Linked DNA regions of Homo sapiens: region 1 is linked to region 2. A link is an interaction called in ENCODE POLR2A ChIA-PET data of the cell type or tissue named here. Cell type or tissue: PC-3. All regions are shown on one strand. Links, peaks and the distances in the headings refer to the core of each region. The heading gives the core; the rest is flanking DNA.

Region 1 (10,746 bases), core at 5,468-7,967, 230 kb before region 2:
TGTCAAAGGAATGAGTAAACTATAAGAAAATTCCTTCCTACTTTTGTGGTTTCCTATATCACCTTCTCATCAGTAACTTCAATAATTCTCTACAAGTGTCTTTTTTGAATTTCTTTCTTTCTTTTTTTTTTTTTGTATTTTTCTAGCCTGGATGACCTTACCTGAAAGAAGAGGAAACAACCATCAATGTAGTATGAACCCAGGAGCTCTTAAAAGACATAATTCCTTTAAAATAAAATTTGACCAACTGGTTACCTAGAAGCTCCCTGGCCAGAATAACCCACTCTGTATTTCAGGTTTTTACTGCTATTGGGATGCAAATCTGCCTTAAATATCCAACACCATCAGCTGTTAGTATGAATATACCTTCATGGGAATGATGATTGGTAAGGAAGCTTTGCCAGAGGACTCATGGAGCCACACATAGGAGCACTACATGCCCACTCTGGAGACAGGCATGGGAATGAGAAGAGTTGAGATGGGGAGAGGCAAGCAAGTTGGGGTTGGAGATACTCACGAAGCCAGAACCAGGTGACAGGAATAAAGGTAAGCTCATCAGATTGTCTTCCTCTTCTCCCACATCCTTCCAGCATCTGAGCCTATGCCCAGCACTGCCTTTATTAGGGTCTTTAGAGCAGGAAAAGAAGAGCTGGCCACTGTCAACTTTTATTAATAAATGATCTAAAATCTCAACATGGCTTTCTTCCTGACTTTGGCAGTCTCTCTCTCGGCTATATAATATTTAAAATGGGAAGCCAACAAGAATACTGTGTTTTCCCATAATAAGGTGTAAAAGAGATAATCTGGAGTCCTCATGAACGATTAGAGGCTCCTCCAAAGTGATGTTCAATGCTGTGCTCGGGACCGCCATCCCCTCAGAGTGCCTGGCACAGGCAGGCATTGGCTTTGATTACTTCAGACAAGCCATCCTCAAGACCAACAAGCAAGAAAGTGAGAAATGATGTAGACTTGATGTGAATTTTAAGAGGACGTACACACACACATTCCTTCAAGTAAAATTGAAGTCACTATGAAATTATAATTTTGCATATGCATATTTAACTTATAAATCACAACTCTTCTTCTTCTTCTTTTTTTTTTTGAAACAGAGTCTCACTCTGTCACCCAGACTGGAATTCAGTGGCGCAAACTCAGCTCACTGCAGCCCCCACCTCCCAGGTTCAAGCCATCCTCATGCCTCAGCCTGCCGAGTAGCTGGAACTATCGACTTGCACCACTACTTTTTTATAATCTTTGCAATGATCATCTTACACGACTAAAGAGTCCATCTAGAAGTTGCACTATAACTGAATCAGATATTCCTTTATGGTTGACCACTTAGGCTCTCTAAAACATTTTTATAATTATAATTAACTATACAAATTTTTGACTTTATGCAATGAAAAATTTCAAATAGAGAAAATATAATGATGAACCCCCCAAAACTCATTACCTACATTTAACAATAATTAACATTTACAATTTTTGTACTTATTTTTGCCAAGGTGTTTAAAAATATATTACAGATATCATAATATGTCACCACCAAGTACTCCAGTTTGCATCGCTAAACAATAAGGGCATTTAATGCCAACATCAATATCAGTTCTAACAAAGTTAGTATTTATTCCTTAATATCACCTAATACCTGGCCAATATTAGAAGTTGCCAGTAGTCTCTGCAAAGGTCTTCTTACCATTTTTGCTCAAATCTAAACTCAAACAAGGTGCATGAATTGCATTTTGCTGTCATGGCTCTTGAGTCTCTTTTAACTTAGAATCCTCCCTCTGTCCCCAGTCTTTTTCCCTTCCACTGACTTGAGGAAACTGGGTCAGTTTTCAATTAGACTTTTCTGCCTTCTGGATTGCTTCCTGGAGACATTATTAAACATATTCTCCTAATCCTTGCATTTAAATTGACACTTGAATCTTAATCACGTTTTTGGTAAAAACACTTTCTAGGGGACTGTATTTCATATTACATCAGAATGCACCTAATATAAAATTGTTCTACCACATATGACGATAAGATTACTTCATGAGGAACTTTAAATAGTGACACCCTCATCTGTCAATTTTAAAGTTGTATTTATTTTCCCGTTTAGGTTAGCAAATAATCAATTGAGGTAATGTTTTAGCATCCTGCAAATATCCAGCTACCATTCAGTCTTTTCCCTAATGATTTTAGCATCATTACTGGATATCGCCTAAATCAAATATCTCTTAAGGGGTTTTAAAATGTCAGTTTCTATTTCTATCACTTCTATATTTATTTGATGAAATTTTATTGAGATTCTTTTTCTTTCTATATTTATTAATGAGATTATTTTCAAAAGAAGAGCTTTCTTTTATTAACTAGGACTCTTTAGTGACCCTGAATTTTAGGTAATATTGCTGTGTAGGAAACCATCTCAGACTTAATGGTGTAAAATAAGAATTTTATTATGTTTGTGGATTCTGTGGGTGAGGAATTCAGACAGGGCACAATGGGGATCTGTTCTGTGATGTCTGGGCCTCAGCTGGAAAGACTCAAGGGCTACAGTGACTCAACAACTGGACACTTGAATGATCTGGAGGCTCCTTCATGCATAGTCTCTCTTGGGCCAGAATGATTTGAACACTGAGCTCAGCTGAGACTGCTAACCAGAGCTCCTACATGTGGACTATCCATGTGGCTTGGGCTTCCTCACAGCATGGTGGCCTCAGGGGAATTAGACTTTTTTATGTAGAAGCTCAGAACTCCAGAATGAATATCCCAGCAGACATGACAGAAGCTGAATTGCCTTTTATGACCTATCCTCAAAAATCACAAAGAATTACTCTCATCGTAGTCTGTTTGTTACTAGTCAAAACCATCACCAGACTGCCCAGATTCAAGAGGAGGTGACATAGAGCCCACTTCTTGATGGTAGGGTAGAACAGTCACACTGTAAAAGAGCATGTGGGATGGGGAACACTGTGGCCATCTCTGGAAGGTGCAGTCTGCCACATCCTGAAAGGCAGTTCCTACATAACAGGAAAATAAATGTCTGATTCTCTCCATTTAACTGTCAATATTCAGAGTAAGAAACCAGTGAAGTAGATACCCTGAATTGTAACAGATTAGGGTGTTTCTCTAGAGGTGAGTGTGAGGCTTTCTCACTTTTGACTAACATTAGTAACATATTGATTTTTAAAAAATATTTAATGTGCTTCAATTTATTCTTTTTAATACACAGATTGTCCCAACTTTGGCTCATGGGATCCATTGCAAGCTGGCTTCCATGTCTTTTTGATAATATGTCATTAACCTTTGATAGCTTCATTGCTTTCTGGCATAACAACATGAGTCAGGCTCATGTATATTCCCTGCTCTATTCCTGGAATTAGCCATTGCACCTAGGAAGCCCTTCCTATTGATATTTAGAATATTGATATTTAGAATGATATTTAGAAACCAAATCTGAATACTAAGGATGTTCATTAGTACATGGGAGGCTTGGCTTCCATAGCTTTTCCATGGACAGAGCAAAGACAGAGCTTTAAGTTCTTTCTTAAAAAATGTATGTGTATATATATATGTGTGTGTGTGTGTGTGTCTTTATAATTCTAAATGTATACTAATATTTATAATTCAAATTTAAATATTATAGGATTTTACCTAATACATTTGATTTTATATTTTTATGTCTCTTCTTACATTAATTACAATATAAATCTTACACTATAAAACTATCATAGACACAAATAGTTTCAAAATGACAATGCTAATATTACTTCTAACAATGCCAAACAATACAAATTAATATTCCTTTGAAGTTTTTTATTGTTGTTATCCTTGTTTTTTTGGTCTGTCCTTAAGATAAATCACACTAAGCTTGTATAGTAGATGAACTATGTTCAAAGCATACTCAGATAAATTTTGCTTTCTCATGATGCCTTTATTCCATTCTTCTCATCCTTTAGGTAACCATTTTTATTAGATCTTGATTTAGGCTTCCAGCGTTTCTTTTTACAAATATAAGAAATTATTATGTACCTGTATAAACATGTGGATTTATACTCATACTTTCACCTCTCCTTACACAAAAATAGCATATTATTTTTGTTTTTCTGCATCTTGCTTTTTTCACCTAAGAATATATCCTAAAAAGCACTCCACAAAATTTTTTCTCATCTTTTTTGTGGTTACGTATACTCCATTGTGTGGGTTTATGATAGTTTAATCAGTTCCCTGATGATAGAGAGTCAGTCGATTCCAATCCTTTTATTACACATGTTATTTTATATTAGGGCTACTGTAACTTTGGAATAGATTATCAGAGCTAGGAATGCCAGATCCAAGGTCCACGCATGTGTAATTTTGCTTGACGTTGTCAATTCTCTCCATGAGGTCTCTGCTACTTCCTACATTCCTAGGAGCAATGAAGGAGATGCTGATTTCTCATAGTTTTGTCATCAAAACCTGTTATCAAACTTTGGGGCTTTTACCAATCTGATAGGTGAGAAATGGTATCTTGGTGTACTATCAGTTTGCATTTCTCTAATTATAAGTGTGCTTGAGCAACTTTAATATGTTTAAAGACCATTTTATTTCATTTTATGAGTCCCGTCTGTTCATGTCTTTGGCTAATTCTTCTGTTAGGTTGTGGGTCCTTTTTTCAATATCTGGGAATGCTGTTTTGCCATGCATTTTTTTCCTTTTGATGTTGTTGAATTTATCAATATTTCCTTTTATTAAAGATGTAGATTTTTCTCATTCTCAGGTTATGGGAATTTGTGCATATTTCTCCACTATTTATACTGATAAGGAGTTTGACTATCCCCCTATATATGAAAAAACGTTCCCTATTATAAATAACATGCTTATAAACATCATTTTTCATAACTTTTTTCTTTAATCCTATTTTTCATATTGTTTCCTTAGGATAGAGGCCAGTAATGCAATTTCTTGGTCAAAGGGTAAAAAACATTTTCAAGATCTTGATACATAATGCCAAATAATCAAAAAGTTTTAATACCCTAGTAGGTTTAATGAACACATTCTAAGCCTCGAATATTGACAAAATGTCAAATCTGCTTGTCAGTTTTCATAGAGCTTGCCGTGTAATTATATAGAAATTCCCTGAGGAGCACACGTGAAACCAGAATGTCCCTATACATTACCAGCCACGATTTAATCCTATATTGTTGTTGACTCATTTCCCTTCATACTACTAAGTTCTTGTGTGAAAGCCTCCCCAGTTATTTGGGGGTTCACCAAGTGTCCTCTGAGGTGCAAGGGTTCTTCCTCTCTAGCTCCCTTGTACATGTCCGTTGCCCGTGTGTCCCTGGAGAGGTACCTTATCATTGCCACTGGGGCAGATGTCCTCCATGGGATTAATATCTGAAAGAGCAGAGGAACTGAAAACAAAACCCAAACAAGCTGCTGCATTTAAAACTCTGTCAGATCTGGAGACAGGAGCAGCGTAACAGACAGTGCCACTCTGAAGGGAGAAGACATCCATCTTCACCTCACCTCCAACCATTTCCCAGCATTGGTCCTGAGGTGTCCACCACTTTAGACAGGAGTGCCCAGTGCAGGAGCATTCAGGCCCAGAAGGGCACTTGGGAATGAGTTTGGGGGGACAAGAGGATCTGACCTATGTATGTGGATGCGATAGGCCAGTGAAACTTTAGTTATTACTATGACTGTGACATTATTCATACCCACTACCCACAGACTAGCCTAGAAACATTTGATTTCAGTATTTCATTCAACAGAAGTTTGTTTTCTGTTTGTTTTTAAGCACTTACTATGTCAGTTGCTGAATATAGACTTACATTGAACCAAATCTGCTTCCATATAAGCTACCCTTGGTGCTCCTAGCTCTGCCCTGCCCCCACAGCCTCTCTGAAAAGTTTTTGGTAAAAATCCCTGTATCCGTCAGATTCCTTTATTGCAAAATGACAGAAACCCATTTGAAATTGGATTAAGCAAAAGTGGATATGCACTGGCTCATTTAACCGGAAGGTCAGGGAGCAGAGGTAGGGAGGGTTTCAGGTCCAGCTGGATCAAATAATGTCTTCAGTTCTAACCCTCCCCACCCAACTCTTCATTTAGGTTTTCTCTGTATTAATTTTATTCTCAGGAAGAATCTTGCATCAAGATGATAAAAATGGCCCTTGGCAGCTCAAGGACAGAGCCCTTGCTTCCTAGAATCTATGTGTTTTTCTGAACTCTGATTGATCTTGCTTCGGATTATATGCTTACTCCTAACTAGTCACTGTGTGCAGCAATTAGGTACTCTAATTGGCTCTCCTGGGCACATGCCCACCTCATGATAGTGTCCTGTGATTAACAGTCTGTTTGGAGCTTCGCAAACATTTTGACCTCTGTCCCTGCCTTAAAAGTACCAGCTTTCCAGGATCCTGTCCTTGGTAAGCATGGATTCTGTAGACATACTGTCTTGCCTTAAGTTTCAGCTCCATTACTTCCTAACTGTGTGACCTTGGGGAAGTTATTCTGAGCCTTAATTTTCTCATCTGCAAAAGTAGGATAATAATGGTATCTACCTCATAGTGTTATTGTGGAGTTTACCTGAGGAAACATGCAGAGAACACTTAGTGTCTGACACATAGTGCTACATAAGTGTTAAAACATTATTATTATTACCATACCTCCAAGGCCAGCAAAACTTGGCCAAAAACTTAAACTCCATGTGTTTGAAAGAAAATTCAAAAGAAAAAAAAGCAGAGTAGTTCATACTAGTATATAAGCCCTTAAAAATGTCTCATTTAGAGACAACATACTGGAGCCACTTTTACCAGCAGTTCCACAAGGAATTTATCATTGCTGAACAGTTTAAGATCATTAGATAAACTATGTCCTAGTCAGAAAGTGGGGGTTTTATACTTCAGAAAGGATCCCTTCTTATTAAGCAAAGATGAATGGCATTTTCTGCATTTGCAAAAGTATAGATCAGCTTTCTAAAAGACCTCGCATTGCATCTAGCCCTCATCCTGATTAGTCACGGCAGTTAAAAATCTGAGGAAGACAAGCACCCTTTGTGGACTTTCACATTATAGCTCTTTCTCTTGAAGTTTGGTACAACTGTATCAGCTTTGAAATATATAAATCCAATTAAAGTGTGTTTGGCTTTTTAGAAAGCAAAGGGGAGATTAGGCCCCTGAGAGCAGCTTTGTCATTTTATGTTTTTTACCAAACCACTTGACTTTTTGCCACCTCCTTTCTAGAGATTAAGTCGTAGGTCAAGGTGGTGGCTGATCTACAACACAGGTTAAAACCCCAGCTTGAGTTGGAAAGCAAGCTAACTTGGTAACAACCCACATAGACATAGGCACGTGCACCTAGCAAAGCCAATTTCTCCAAAGATGTATTTCAGGAATGAGAAGTTCTTTTTTTTTTTTTGAGATGGAGTCTCACTCTGTTGCCAGTCTGGAGTGCAGTGGTGCGATCTCGGTTCACTGCAACCTCTGTCTCCTGGGTTCCAGCGATTCTCCTGCCTTAGCCTCCTGAGTAGCTGGGACTACAGGCATGTGCCACCATGCCTGGCTAATTTTTGTAATTTTAGTAGAGATGGTGTATTAGTCTATTTTCATGCTGCTGATAAAGACATACCCAAGACTGGGCCATTTACAAAAGAGAGAGATTTATTGGACTTACAATTCCACATGGCTGGGGAGACTTTACAATCATGGCGAGAGGCAAGGAGGAGCAAGGTCACATCTTATTTGGGTGGTAGCAGGCAAAGTCAGAGATTGTGCAGAGAGACTCCCATTTTTAAAACCATAACATCTCAAATGGTATTTCTAGTTCTAGATCCCTAAGGAATCGCCACACTGACTTCCACAATGGTTGAACTAGTTTACAGTCTCACCAACAGTGTAAAAGTGTTCCTATTTCTCCACATCCTCTCCAGCACCTGTTGTTTCCTGACTTTTTAATGATCGCCATTCTAACTTGTGTGAGATGAGATCCCAAAGGATTATAAATCATGCTGCTATAAAGACACATGCACATGTATGTTTATTGCGGCACTATTCATAATAGCAAAGAATTGGAACCAACCCAAATGTCCATCAATGATAGACTGGATTAAGAAAATGTGGCACATATACACCATGGAATACTATGCAGCCATAAAAAAGGATGAGTTCATGTCCTTTGTAGGGACATGGATGAAGCTGGAAACCATCATCCTCAGCAAACTATCACAAGGACAAAAAACCAAACACCGCATGTTCTCACTCATAGGTGGGAATTGAACAATGAGAACACTTGGACACAGGAAGGAGAACATCACACACCAGGGCCTGTTGTGGGGTGAGGGGAGCAGGGAGTGATAGCATTAGGAGATATACCTAATGTAAATGACGTGTTAATGGGTGCAGCACACCAACATGGCACATGTATACATATGCAACAAACCTGCACGTTGTGCACATGTACCCTAGAAATTAAAGTATAATAAATATATATATATATAAACCATAACATCTCATAAGACCCATTCACTATCACAAGAGCAGCACAGGGAAAACCCACCTCATGATTCAATCATCTCCCACCAGGCCCCGCCCACAACAAGTGGGAATTATGGGCGCTACAAGATGAGATTTGGGTGGGGACACAGAGCCAAACCATGTCAGACAGGGTTTCACCATGTTGGCCAGGCTGGTCTCAAACTCCTGACCTCAGGTGATCTGCCTGCCTCAGCCTCCCAAAGTGCTGGGATTACAGGTGTGAGGCACCACACCTGGACAGAAATGAGTAGTTCTTGATAGGATTGGAGGTAGCCAGCTCAGTGTAACTGTTCATTTCTGTCTTCTGAAGTAAAAGCATGAGAAATGCCCATATTCAAACCAGAAACCGAGTATGTTTCCTTTGGTAACATCCCCGAAAACCAGACTTTCACACACCTGACCACACCACACATCTGTCCTTGAATTTCCACTAAGGTATATCAGTAACAATAACCTGAAAAAATTTTCTAAGGAGTGCATTAGAAAATAAGTACTTATCACTTCATGTGAGTCTATTGTGTGAGCAGCCTAATCTCAGCTGCCCAGTATCTTGTACTGCAATCAGTAACTGACCATGAAGAGAGAGATGGAGGAGTCCTGACTGTCTGAGCCCTAAACTGTTTGTCCTCTTGGCCTGGGCACCAGATGTGTGAGTGAGCAAGCCTCAAGGGGATTCTAGTCCCCAACCCTTGAACCACAGCAGTCCATTCTGAGTTGGAGCAGAGATGAGCTGTCTCTTCCAAGGTCATGAACAAAATGAAGTTTGTTGTTATTTTAACATTACTCGAGTAAAACCCAAGCATATCTATGTATATATGACAATTTCCCAGCTACGTCCCACGTAGCAGAGTGATTACTAGAGCTGCTGAACCTGACTGGGGGCTTCGCAGAGGCTCCTGATGTAGTGAAAAATGAAGATGGGTCAGAACAGATTCATAAAAATTATGGTCTATTTTAAACATCATATAATGAATAAATTAATATTTTATTTTAAAAGTATAATTGGATAATGCACAACATAGCCCAAGGATTTATTTAAAAAAAAAAAAATCGCTGGTGATGCCCAAGTGACACAGCTTAATGATCAGACACATACTTTTAAGGTTGTATGAGTAACATCTTGTTCCATCAGTTTCTCTGTGACTGTATAAGCTCATTTGGAAATAACATCCGAAGTCTACGTTTGAGATGAAAGTGAAAAGTTGTGAAAGTGAGTCCTGGCTTGTTGGGCCAGGCCTGTGATAGCACTGAGCTGGATGCTCTGGTCTGCTGCACCGAGTTCCAATGCCTGATCCTCTGACATCAGGTGGCTGCATGGCCCTCAGGAGGAGACCTTCTCTGAAGCAACACCTGCAGCCTTTCGGGCTCTGGGCTTCCTCACCCACCCTCAAACCCAAGAGAGCTGCCCTGCACTGCTCAGTGTCTGGAGAGCTAAAGAGCTTTTTCCCCTCTTGTCTTTTTACTTTCCTAGCCTTACTGCTAGCAGGTCTCAAGAGTTCCATTATAAGCCATTGTTTTCTTTGTTCAGAGCCTTTTAGTCTCTCCTACTGTAAATAACAACAGCGACTAGAACAATTAACATTTGTGCAATTGTGCACATGTACCCTAAAACTTAAAGTATAATAATAAAAAAAGCAGCAACAATAAAGTATAACAGACAAGTCAGCCAGCTTTAACAAAAAAAAAAAAACATTTGTGCAGTGAATTGCAGTTTGCAGAGCACTTTCACAGACATTCTCTTAACTGAGACTCACATCAAATAAGTCATTATTATTCTAAAGTAGTTATTATTATGATTTCAAATTTACAAGCAAGGAACGAGGCTCTGAGAGGTGAAGTGCCTTGTCTGAGATCGAATAACCCGTCAGTGGAGAAGCCTGGAGAGAATGCAGGTGTTCTGAGTCTGACCTTATATTCCGTCCATTCTGTCAGCTGCGCTTCTGTGGGTAGACAGAGCGGCACCTCTGCTTCATACACAAACAATTATGGTGATGATTGTTGTCATTGTTCACCAACTTGGGCTCACTCAGTGTACCTTCATTTTCTTTTCCATGACAATAATTTTGTATTTCCAGAATAGGATTATGCAATGGAAACTTCCGGGAAATTAGATACTTTAAAACTCACTTTACCCATTAGTTTCTATTTTTTATGTTTGAAATAAAATAATAATCTAACATTTACTGTAATTATAACAATAAACAACAAAAGTTTATGGTGTTTAACAGTTTGGTATTTAGCA
Region 2 (10,746 bases), core at 4,783-7,282:
AAGAGCCCAAGAAAGCAAGCTGTCCATCCCAATAGGCCAAAGATCTCAACCTCACACTCAACTCAGAAGGGTTAACAGCCAAAGCAATGTAAAAACGAGAGGACTTTTTCCCCTTCAGGAGTCTAGCAAAACTGCAGCAACAAAAAAATGCTTCTGTGTTCTAAGCAGTAAGTAGCAAGTTTGCTGCCACTGGGGGTATAAAGGCAGTGTCCCCAAGCAGGGTGTCAAAAACCACATGCCCCTGTCCCAGAATGATAGCCCCGGTTCTCAGGAGCCCATCTGTGCTTTTCCTCTCTGTTTTCCTCCCATACATATATCCATAAGTTAATCAGACTCCTCAGGTGCACTGGAGTCACCAGTCACCTCGGAGGGCCGAGCTGGCCCAGAGGGATGCTTTAAAACCTACTTTGCATATGGAAGAAAAAATTCTCTTCCACTCCCAGACTGGTGAGAAAATAATGAAAAGGAATAGAAACATTACCAACAATTTACAACACATTCCATTTAAAAAGAATCCTCAAGTGCAATAAACACTTCATTACACGTATATGACTTCATTATTTAAAAAGTTTTCCACCCAATTTGTCATCACAAGGTGACATCCCCCCACCCCTCTGCCCACAAATTCTTCAAGGTATCTCAGAACCTGTCAATAGTCCATGAGGATTCAGGAAATGCTGATGCATTTTAATACCAGCCAAAACAAGCACAATACGCATAAGCCCGCTATTCTCCTCCCCTGCCCACCCCCACTCTCTCTCTTTATGCCTCCTCCTCACATACACACAGGCGCACACGAGCACACACACACATACACACAATTCCAAATCGAATTCTTCACGATTTGGGATTTTTTCCAGAGCTGGGGTTTATCCATATTCCTGTTCCTCTAGAGCCTTCACTGTGGCCCATTCTGTTATCTTGATCAGGGAAGCAGCAGTCTTGACATCTCACCCTGTGGTTTTGTTAGAAACAGAAAAACAGCAGGAATTTCACAGGATTGGACCGGACTCTCAGCAGCACAAATCTGGGACGTGTTAGAGACGTGAAAACAGCTCCACGTTTGCATGGTGCCTTCCTTTCTCTGAGCTCAGGATGAGCAAGAGACTTTTCAGTGGGGGCCTCACTAGCAAGGCAGGGTCCCATCCAGCCCATCAGCCAGGCCTCTGCGCCCGACCGACTCCCCCTGACCACAGAAGGCCTCCCTGGCCTTCTGCAGTCAGGTTGGACCCCATCCCTTCAGCATTCCTGACTCCGCGGTTCCAGGCCAAATTCCCAGTTGATAATCCAGTCTCCATTTGTTTCCCCTCTCCACAAAATTTTAAATGAGAAATGTGTTGCTCTTCATTTCCTGTCTCACCCTCTCCACTGGTTTTTAAAGTCTGCCACTTCCCCCACCCCCCCAACCCCGGAAGCAGATGTCCTTCAGTGCCCCAACAGTGCCATGCCAAGTGGCTGCACGAACTCTAGTTGGTGCCCTGAGCTGACAACACAGGCAGGGAGCTTCGGGATCTGTCTGATTCAGAATGGTCTAGCTGGCCAAGATGTAATCTGCTGGATCCAGGCTCATGTTGAGCTCTCCACTGCAGGCTCCTTGTGCAACTGGCCCTGCTCCCCAGTCCACCCTGTACATATTTCCTCCCTTCCCTTAGGAATCACATCTTCGGGCCTCTGACGTTCTGTGCTAAGGAAGAGACAGGCATCATTCCCCTGTTCCCAAATTTGCTAATCGCAAGCAGCAGGGGAGATGGAGATGTTACGCCCCTCTTTGTGGGAGATGAATGCACACACACATAGCTCAGTTCTCCACCCTTGGAAGGCAGGGTTCTTTATTGGCTTGAATTCCCAAAGGAAGTGGCTATTTCTAAACCAGCCTAGGGGATATGAAGATAGCCAACCATTCTTGTTGTCCAAAAGTAGAGCAAGATTATCCAGAAGGTGAGAGGCCGTCTGTGGTTGGTTTGAATACGTTCTTTAAGTTTTACATTGAAGCTGATTCTTTTCCCATACAATTTCCATAATGTTCCTCTTCTTTATTTTTCCACAAAAAACTGTCCTCCTACACTCTACTCTGTGGGTCTCTCAAGGCTTATTAAAATATCTTGAGAGTAAAAAACACAGAACTCTCCCCAAGCACATTATTAGTGCCCAATAACCTGAAACCTGAAACAAAACTGTGAAGTTCAGATTTTCTCCAATGCTCACCCCACCCCTCATCCCCATACTTCGCCTATCTCCCCATCTCGGGGTCCTCCTGAGCCGTCCTGGCAGCCTTGGGCAAGCCACAGTGGCACTACCCACACCTTCCCTTTCTGAGCTATCCCTTACGCTCTAAGTTCATCTCTTACACTAATGCTTAATCTCGCAAACTAGTTCAAATGCATGTGTTAATGGGTGATAATGGGAAATAATAAGAACAATTTATATGTGGATAGAATGAAATACTTTTCAAAGCCTCTTCAAGGCTTTTACATTAATCATTTTATTTAATAATGTTATTACATTGACCCATCAGTCAGACAGGTATTTAGGCTAAAATTTTCTTCTCCATTTTGTGGGTGAGGAAAATGAATTTCTTAGAGTGTATTTGTATGGCGCAAAATCATACAGCAAGAAGGGTGGAGAGCTGAGATTAGACCCTAGCTTTTCTGGAACCTGGTTCCCATACTGTGGATGGACGGTTACTCTTTGCAGCCTGTGTCTTCTTTTGAAAGAGAATAGCTGGAATAGGCAATGCCTTAATTGTCTCACAAAGTAGAGACACGCTAGAACCATTTGGGATACTTGTTCATAGTGCACATTCATGGGAACCACCCCAGACCTACTGAATCTGAATCTCTGAGAGTGGCCTCCACCCAGAAACCTGCAAATTAACATATTTCTAGGATGACTCCTATGCACACTTATGTCTGAGAACCTTTTCCTTAAGTCAAAGAACTAGATTTCTAATGGTGAAAGTTTAGACTTCAAAGAAAGAAATACTAAAAAACTATGTGAGAAACAAACTGTCGTGTTTAATGCCATTCATACTTTCTGAGTGCCCACCTACTATGTATCTGCTCCTTCACCCTGGAGCTGCCAGGCTCTGCCTAAGTATTGTTTCCACAACTCCTACCCCACTCCAAGTCTATTTCTATCCAACCAGGAGCACCCACCTGCAATTTGGAGGAGGGGTCTTGCCCTACGCTTCTTTCTCTTTTCTGTCCTCAGTCTCCATGTTCTGTTTTGCTGGATGCTGTTAAACATAAACCCCAAAAGGAGAAGAAAGTATAAAAGGGTATGAAGAAAACACATTCTTTTTCCTTTCAGAACATTTTTCTCTCACCATCTTGCAAGAATAATATATTATTACCATGGACCAAATCCCCACTGTGGCTATGTCCAGGTACAATTCAAAAACATCTGGATAACTGATTGACTTTTTCTCTTTTCATTTGAATGTACACCATTGTGTACAACCGGTCTGTGAGTTCCCCCATGGGAAATGCCGAGGATGTGAATCCATCCCTCGGCTCTTTAACTAAAGTTGCAAAAACATCAGAAGGGTCTCACCCTTGCAAACACTGAGAGCTTTTCCTGGAAATAGTTCTGCCTTTTGTGTTAACAGATGTCACGGGGCAGTTGGGTCGGAGAGTGTTGTTTTAAAATTCTCAATCTGCCTTGCAAGAGGTTTTTCGTTAGATGGTTCCTGGATAGCACCACACCCTTTTCTCTTTTCAACTTGCACATCACTTCATGTAGCTTTTCTCCTCTAATTCACCTTGAATGTTTGTCATGTGGACCAGAAATCACCCAAAGGCCAGCTCCTCAGATCTGCGATGGCCATGACATGCCATCTGCTGATTTCCCTGGATTGGGCCACGTTTGCCTCCTGAAACTGAGAGTAAGCAGCTTTGTAATTATGCAATATTAGGCACATCTGCCTGACTTCAAACATCTGGCTGAAAAGTGGAGAATGCTTTGAAAATATTAAGATGCTTAGCATCATGGTGACAAAGTTCTACACACTGGACAGAATTTTTTTTAATCAGACCCTTTTTAGGTTGTTGGTTTCAACGCCTCTTTGCATGTTGTTTTGTTGACATTAAGCAGCCTTTCAGGCATGAATTCTTCTGTCCCAAGGAAAGGAAGCAAGCTTCTAGAAGGGAAGCACTGTGTGCCTTCACCCAGATAGGGGACCGAGTCAGCAAGGAGAACTAAGAGAAAAAGAACGCTTCACAGATGTAGCAGAGTGAAAAGACTGAATGCACAGGAGAGTAGAGCCAGAGATTGTGGAATCCTGAAGATAAGCAAGTCTGTGTTTGGCGATGGCCTAGCAATCAGTCCCAAGATTTGGCCAACAACAGCTAACGCGAAACAGAGATAAGTCAGTGGAGCTGACTCCATCAAGAAACTGAGCTGGGAGAGTGCAGGGATGGGTCCGAGTGGATGCCAACATCCCTGAGATGATCACAGCATCTCGGCATGTGCTCAAATCATGGAGAACAGCCACAGATTGTCCACATTGGAGTCACATGATAAATGCAGCGAGGCAGTAAATGGTGTAAGTATGAAAGAGTTGGCTTCCAAAGTGGGCTGTGCTCAGAAGCAGAGTAGATACAAGGATTATCCCAGCCCAGCTCATCATTTGGGCATGCACAGGGAGAGAAGAGGTGCCTCCAGGACTTCCTCACCCTCCTTCACATTACTCCCAGCCAATCCCACTCCCTCATCCCATTGCCTGAGAGGTTCTGGCAAGGCTGTCAATCCTTGTCCCTGTGCTACAGGATCAGTCTCTGTGTGCTGGCTGCAGAAACATTCCAGGGCCTATAGCTCTGTTTAATCAGCATACAGCAGAAGGTGAGAGGGGACAGAAGTGAGAGTCCACCCAAGGAAAGCACCGCAGGAGGAAAGAGAGGCCCCCATGGGAATGGACTCTGAACCTCTGACATCTTGGAGCCAAAGTTAAGTAGCAGTGGAGGAATCAGCTCAAAGAGAGAAATGGTGCTCAGGCAAAAAGAAACCCTTGGATTCACACTGCCCTTGGAAATGGGTCTCCAAAAGCCAAGGCTGAGTGTAACATGACTGATACCCGACAAGCTGGTATCATGGGGAGTGGCAGAAAGAGCACTGGGCTGAGAGTCTGGAAACTGAATTCTTGACCTGACCATCACAAATTTCTTGTGTGACCCTAGGCAAATCAGCCAATGTCTTTGGGGCTTAGTTTCCTCATCAGTAAGAGAAAGGGGTTAGGTGGGCAATCTCTATGGCTTCCTTCAGCTCTGACTTCCAATCCCATCTGGTTCAGGGAGGAGGGAGGTGAGGGAAGTGCAGAGGCACTAGATGATGGGGTATTGCTGCCAAAATCACCCTTTCCCCCTCCCCTGTCCTGCTCTCTCATTGACATGCCCTTTATTATCTTGTTGTTGTTGATGTAGTGTTTTTTCCCACAGAACTCTGTGGGATAGGACAGCAGAGCACAGACAGGGCAGATAGGAAAGGAGGGTGTGAGCGGGAAAGGGGAGAAAGGGCCTCTCCAGCATTTCCCAAGCCCCTGCTCTCCAGGCCGCAGGCTGAGCAAGTGTGCCTTCCAGACTGGGAATCTGAGAAGGCCAAGAACCCTCAGCTTTCCCCTCCCCCAAACTCTGCACCCTTTCACCAATGCTCCCCGTTCCACACCAAGGCACCGATCATTGTTCTCTGCCACATCCTGCTCTCCCCAGACTTCTTTGGGACTGTGGCTCCTTCCTATAAGGCCAAGAAGTGAAGTTGGTAGGATCTGTAAAACACAGTATACTTGTGATATTAGAGACTTTTTGCTAAAGAATGAAATATCTCAAATCAGTGATTTATAGTAACAACTATTTTATTTGCTTTAATTCTGAGTCACTTAGGTGGTTCTGGTCTGGGATGACTTGGCTGTGGCTACATGGTCTAGTATAGAGCTGTCCAATAGAAATATGATACAGACCATGTATGTATTCAAAATTTTCAAGTACCCACATTTTTAAAAATTAAAAGAAACTAGTAAAGTTAATTTTAATAATATTCTAACATTTAACCTGATGTACTCAAAATATTATTTCAATATATAATTAACAGAAAAATTATAAATGAAATATTTGGCATTTGTTTTATCATACAAATTTTCAAAATCCAGTGTGCATTTTATACAATACAGACAGCACATCCGCATGTCGACTACCCACGTTTTAAATGTTTAGTAGCCACCATATTGTGACCTCACGTCTGAGGTCTCTCAGTTGGGATGACTGGCATGGCTGGGATGGCTGAAGCTTCTTGTCATATAGCCTCTAATCCTGCAGGTTTGTTCTCCCATCAATCTTTTATCAGTGCAGGTTTGTTCACATGAAGGGAGAAGAACTCCCAGCAGCAAGATAGTCCCAACGCAGAAGTGCTTTTTAAATGTTTCATGTTTGCTAAAGCTCCATTGGCCAAAGCAAGTCACATGACCAAGCCCCAGCATCTGTGTGAGAGGGGTCTCCCTGAGGCTGTGGTTACCTGGAGGTAACAAAGAGAAGGTCATTTCTCCCAGTGCCCCAGGCCCGGGGGAAACACCCACCATCACCAATGCCGTCCTCTCTCCATCATAGAAAAGTTCAAAACAGAGAAAAGCACAAAAAAGGAAAATTGAAATAATCTGTTAACTCCATCTCCCAGAGATAACTACTGTCAACTTTTGGTTATCTTTCCACTATTTTTTCTGTGTCTGCATACATAGGCATTTTACAAATTTGCAATCAAATTCTACAATACTCATTATTTGCATTTAACAACGTATCCTAACACGTCTCCATGTTATTAAAAATTCTTCTCAGACATGAATTTTAAGTTGATAACATTCTATTGTATAAATGTACCACAGTTTATTTAAATAATCCCTTATTGCTGAATGGCTCTTTCTCATTTTTCACACTTCTAAATAATAAGGAAATGAACAATACTAGTTCACATATTTTCCATTCATTCATGCCTATTTGTGAAGAATAGATTTCTAGAAATAGAATTTCTAGGTCAAAAATATTGCATACTTCATGGTGTCTGATTTACTTTTTCATTCAACAAATAGTTACTAATCATCTATAATGTCCAGACACTCTTAAAGGTGCTAGGGATGCAGAAGTAAACAAAAAAAATCCCACCCTCATGGAGGAGCTTACATTCAGCTCCCTTCAGTAAAGGGAGGCTGCAATAAGCAAAGAAGTAATATATTATCTAGTGGGTTTGAGACTAATAAATGCTATGGGGCAAAACAGATAGGGAATGGGGGTGGGGAGGACCAAGTAGGGGGAGAACTACAGTGTAACTAAGGTAGCCAGGATAGGCTCACTCACATGACATTTGCTTAAAATATATTGTTCAGTTTCTTTCTTCAGGGTATGTAACATTAGGGAAGGGCAGGACCAGTGGGGCAAAGCACTCAAAATGTGACCAAAAAGGCCAGAGTCCAACACATCTCTGTCATTCTGCCATGAGTCATACTATTTGCCTTCACCTGTACATGCCTGTAAAGTTTTAGCTAGACCTCAGGCTGCCAAGCCGAGGGTCCATGGGGGAGAGCTCCCATATTGCTAGCCCCAGAGGTACACACACTGTGGTACCCATGTAACTCCTGATGACAAACACAGTGAGGGAGATGTTGTGGGGGCAGTAGGGTCTTTGAGAATTTTTCCCATAGGCCAACTCTCAGTCTCCTAGGAGTAGACTCAGCTCTTTAGTCAAATGTTCCTTCTGATTGGCCAGAAATCCCCCAGCAGCTGCAATCAGTTCCTTTTCTTTTTCAGAAAGCTCAGGCCACAAATACAGAACCTCTTCTACAATCATATCAAAGTGTTTGGAAACACTGAACATTGAGTATATGTTTGTCAAATAAGTGCATGAAGATTAAATAAATGAGCAAATTATTTGACTTAATTAAAGACAAACTTTTATTTAAGGAAGATGAAGAAGGCTTCACTATTCACACAGCAAGCCCTTGACATCCTGGAGACAGAGTGAGAGACAGTCGATAGTGGTCCCGTGAAAAGAGACCTGAGGTCTAGCTGTAACTCTCTCACGAACTAGGTTTGTGTCCTTGAATGCAACATTAATCTCTGAAATTGTCACCTTTTTTCTGGACATATAAAAAAGAACAGTGTACATCTCTACCTCTGAGGGCTGGGTCATAGAAGACACCTAGAAAAATCTCCCAGAAACCATTCTTTGCGGCTACACACAAAAGCATTCATATGATATGCCTATTCTGTGTCATGCATTGTTCTAGGTGTTGAGGAAAACTGTTCTGGGTGTTGGAGACAAATAAGAAAAATCAGTCCAAATCTACATTCTACAGGGGGAAGTAAATATTAAGTGCATGAATACAACCAGCTATCAGTACGTACTATAAAGAAAAATTAGGAAAATGGTGATGATGTCATAGAAAATAACTGAGTTTTCCTTTAAGTTGGGTGATCAGGAAAGCCTTTTCTGAGGAAGTGACACTTAAGATCTAAGGCCAAGCAGGAGCCAGGCATGCAACAATCAGAGGCAAGGGGAGTAACACCCGTCTTGAGACAGGAATGATATTGGCTTGGCATGTTCAAGAAAGAGAGAGGATGGCCAGAGTAGCTGGCGTGGTGGGGAATGTAAGATTGGTGTGAGATGAGGGGCAAATAAGGAAGTCACGTAGGAGTTCTGATTTTAACCTAAAAGCCATTGAAGGGTCAAGCCATTGAAGAGCTTTGGGTAAGAAATTGCATTTTTATTTGATTTGTGTATGGAAAATGGAGAAGGGATTGAAGGGAAGAGTAAAAATAGAAGAATCAGAGAACAGGCTACTACTGCTCTTCTATAATGATCTTGGTAAGAGAGAGAAGAAGGATTAGAGCAGGAGGGGTAGAGAAGAAAGAAGTGCACTGATTTTGTTGTATTTTTCAATAGGATTTCTCATGGATGAGAATTTGGCTTAGGCTAGTGGGTAGGTAGTGGGGTGATTTACAGAAATAGAGAAAACTATGGGAGTAGCTGACTTGGAGGTAAACCTCAAAAGATTTGTTTTGGTCTTGTCAACTTGGAGAAGCATACTAGCTATCCAAGGGAGATGTTGAGTAGACAGTTGGAAATTAGTCCATAATTTCAGGTAGAGGTCAGGTTTGCAAGGCACCATTCTAAGATGGTAGGACATGGCTGTGATTCAGTGTAATCACTTATTAACTCCTCTCGTTAAGTTGTCATTAAAAAAGAATAAGTGGTTATAAGAACAGTAAGGAACACTAACTCAGCTTCATAAAACCAGAATAATCTGCCACTTTCTGAGCAAGTTGCTTCCCCCTCTCTGATCTGCATTTTGTCTGTGAAATGGAGTTTGTGGTATTATCTACCAAGAAACATTGCCCTGAAGCTCAAAGGAGCCAAAATTTGCAAAAGTGCCTACATAGGGAGCTATCTAATGCAATGTAGGCCTTTTTCTTTTTTTCTTTTCTTTTCTTTTTTTTTTATAAACGAAGCCTTGCCCTGTTGCCCAAGCTGAAGTGCAGTGGTGCAGTCTCGGCTCACTGCAACCTCCATCTACCGGGTTCAAGCGACTCTGCTGCCTCAAGGTCTTGAGTAACTGGACTACAGGTGCACGCCACCACACCCGGCTAATTTTTGTATTTTTAGTAGAGACACGGTTTCACTATGTTGGCCAGGCTGGTCTCAAGCTCCTGACCTCATGATCTGCCCAACTTGGCCTCCCAAAGTGCTGGGATTACAGGTGTGAGCCACCAGGCCCGGCTGGCCTTTTTCAATAAATGGCCATGTATTCAATCTGAAAGGCCTTCTAGAAAATGCAAAGAATAATGTGGGGACCACCCTCAGCAGGAGTCTTCTCCATGCCTCATGGACCTTTCCTTGGCAACTTCGGTAAAGGCGAAATCACAGTGCAGAGCCTCATTTGAATCTGAAACCAGCTGCTTTGTGGGGAAAAATGGTGATAAATTTCTTGACAGCCATGCTATTTGTCAGCCCATAACATATTTTTCACAGATAAACTTGAGCCAAGTAACCAACAGTAGAACTGCATTCTACAAATATTTATTATTGCTTCTGGATGAATTTTTTGTTGTTGTTTTTTTTAATTTTGCTTTTTTTTTTTTTTTTTTAAAGAAAGCATCTGCAAGGAGCCTATTTTGGAGGTTGGCTTGAGTTGTTTTCATGGCTGAGATCCAGGGAGGTTCATAGTAAGGGTTGCTCAAGCTGTAGATAGTAGTTTTGTGGGTTATTTGTTGCCACTTTTAAGTGCCTAAAAGACCTCTTATTCCCATATCTTCCTAATTCAAAAGGAAGCTGCAGGACTCCTGACCACTAATAGTGAATGCAGATCCTCCGAAATCAAAGGGTTGAAGAGGGAAGGGGGAAGGGCTATTACTTCATTCCATGGTCATCTGTTCCCTTCTCATGGGTGGCAATTCCAAACTGGACCTGCTCCAGGATCCTGGTGGGAAAATCTGTAGACGGACTACCACAGCAAACAGCACCCTTGGGGAATGTACTTGTGGTGTTTCTGTCATAAAGGGGCCATTTGCGCTCAAGAGGTTTCCACAGAGGACATCATCCCAGCATAGTGTGTCATGAAGAGGGCACAGGGCCTGCAGTGAGCCACCAGGGCCCCCACACAGATGTGGAAGCAGGGGCCAGCAGGGCTGGAGCAACCTGTAAACAGGAGACTGTGAAATGGCCAGCTCCAGTGGGCACTAAATTCTAGGTGGGTAAATTAAGCCTTCATAT

Evidence for each region. ChIA-PET counts read pairs that join two places held together with the same protein. Peaks named below come from ENCODE experiments on the same cell type or tissue, not always from the same donor. Only the 100,000 strongest peaks of a DNase experiment are listed, where the experiment ranks them.
Region 1: POLR2A ChIA-PET joins it to region 2 with 10 read pairs; 3 of 35 experiments call an interaction of 5 or more read pairs at or near these places.

The regions. Positions count from the first base shown.
Region 1 is chr1:115,437,097-115,447,842 of GRCh38, reverse strand. No RefSeq gene overlaps it. Among named protein-coding and RNA genes, the nearest start is that of NGF, 100 kb to the right of the region's middle. In PC-3, for the core only: no CTCF peak of the experiment used is centred there; a DNase peak (open chromatin) is centred at 6,972; H3K27ac peaks cover 1,007 bases.
Region 2 is chr1:115,211,008-115,221,753 of GRCh38, reverse strand. No RefSeq gene overlaps it. Among named protein-coding and RNA genes, the nearest start is that of NGF-AS1, 67 kb to the left of the region's middle. In PC-3, for the core only: no CTCF peak of the experiment used is centred there; a DNase peak (open chromatin) is centred at 5,833; H3K4me3 peaks cover 875 bases; H3K27ac peaks cover 2,055 bases.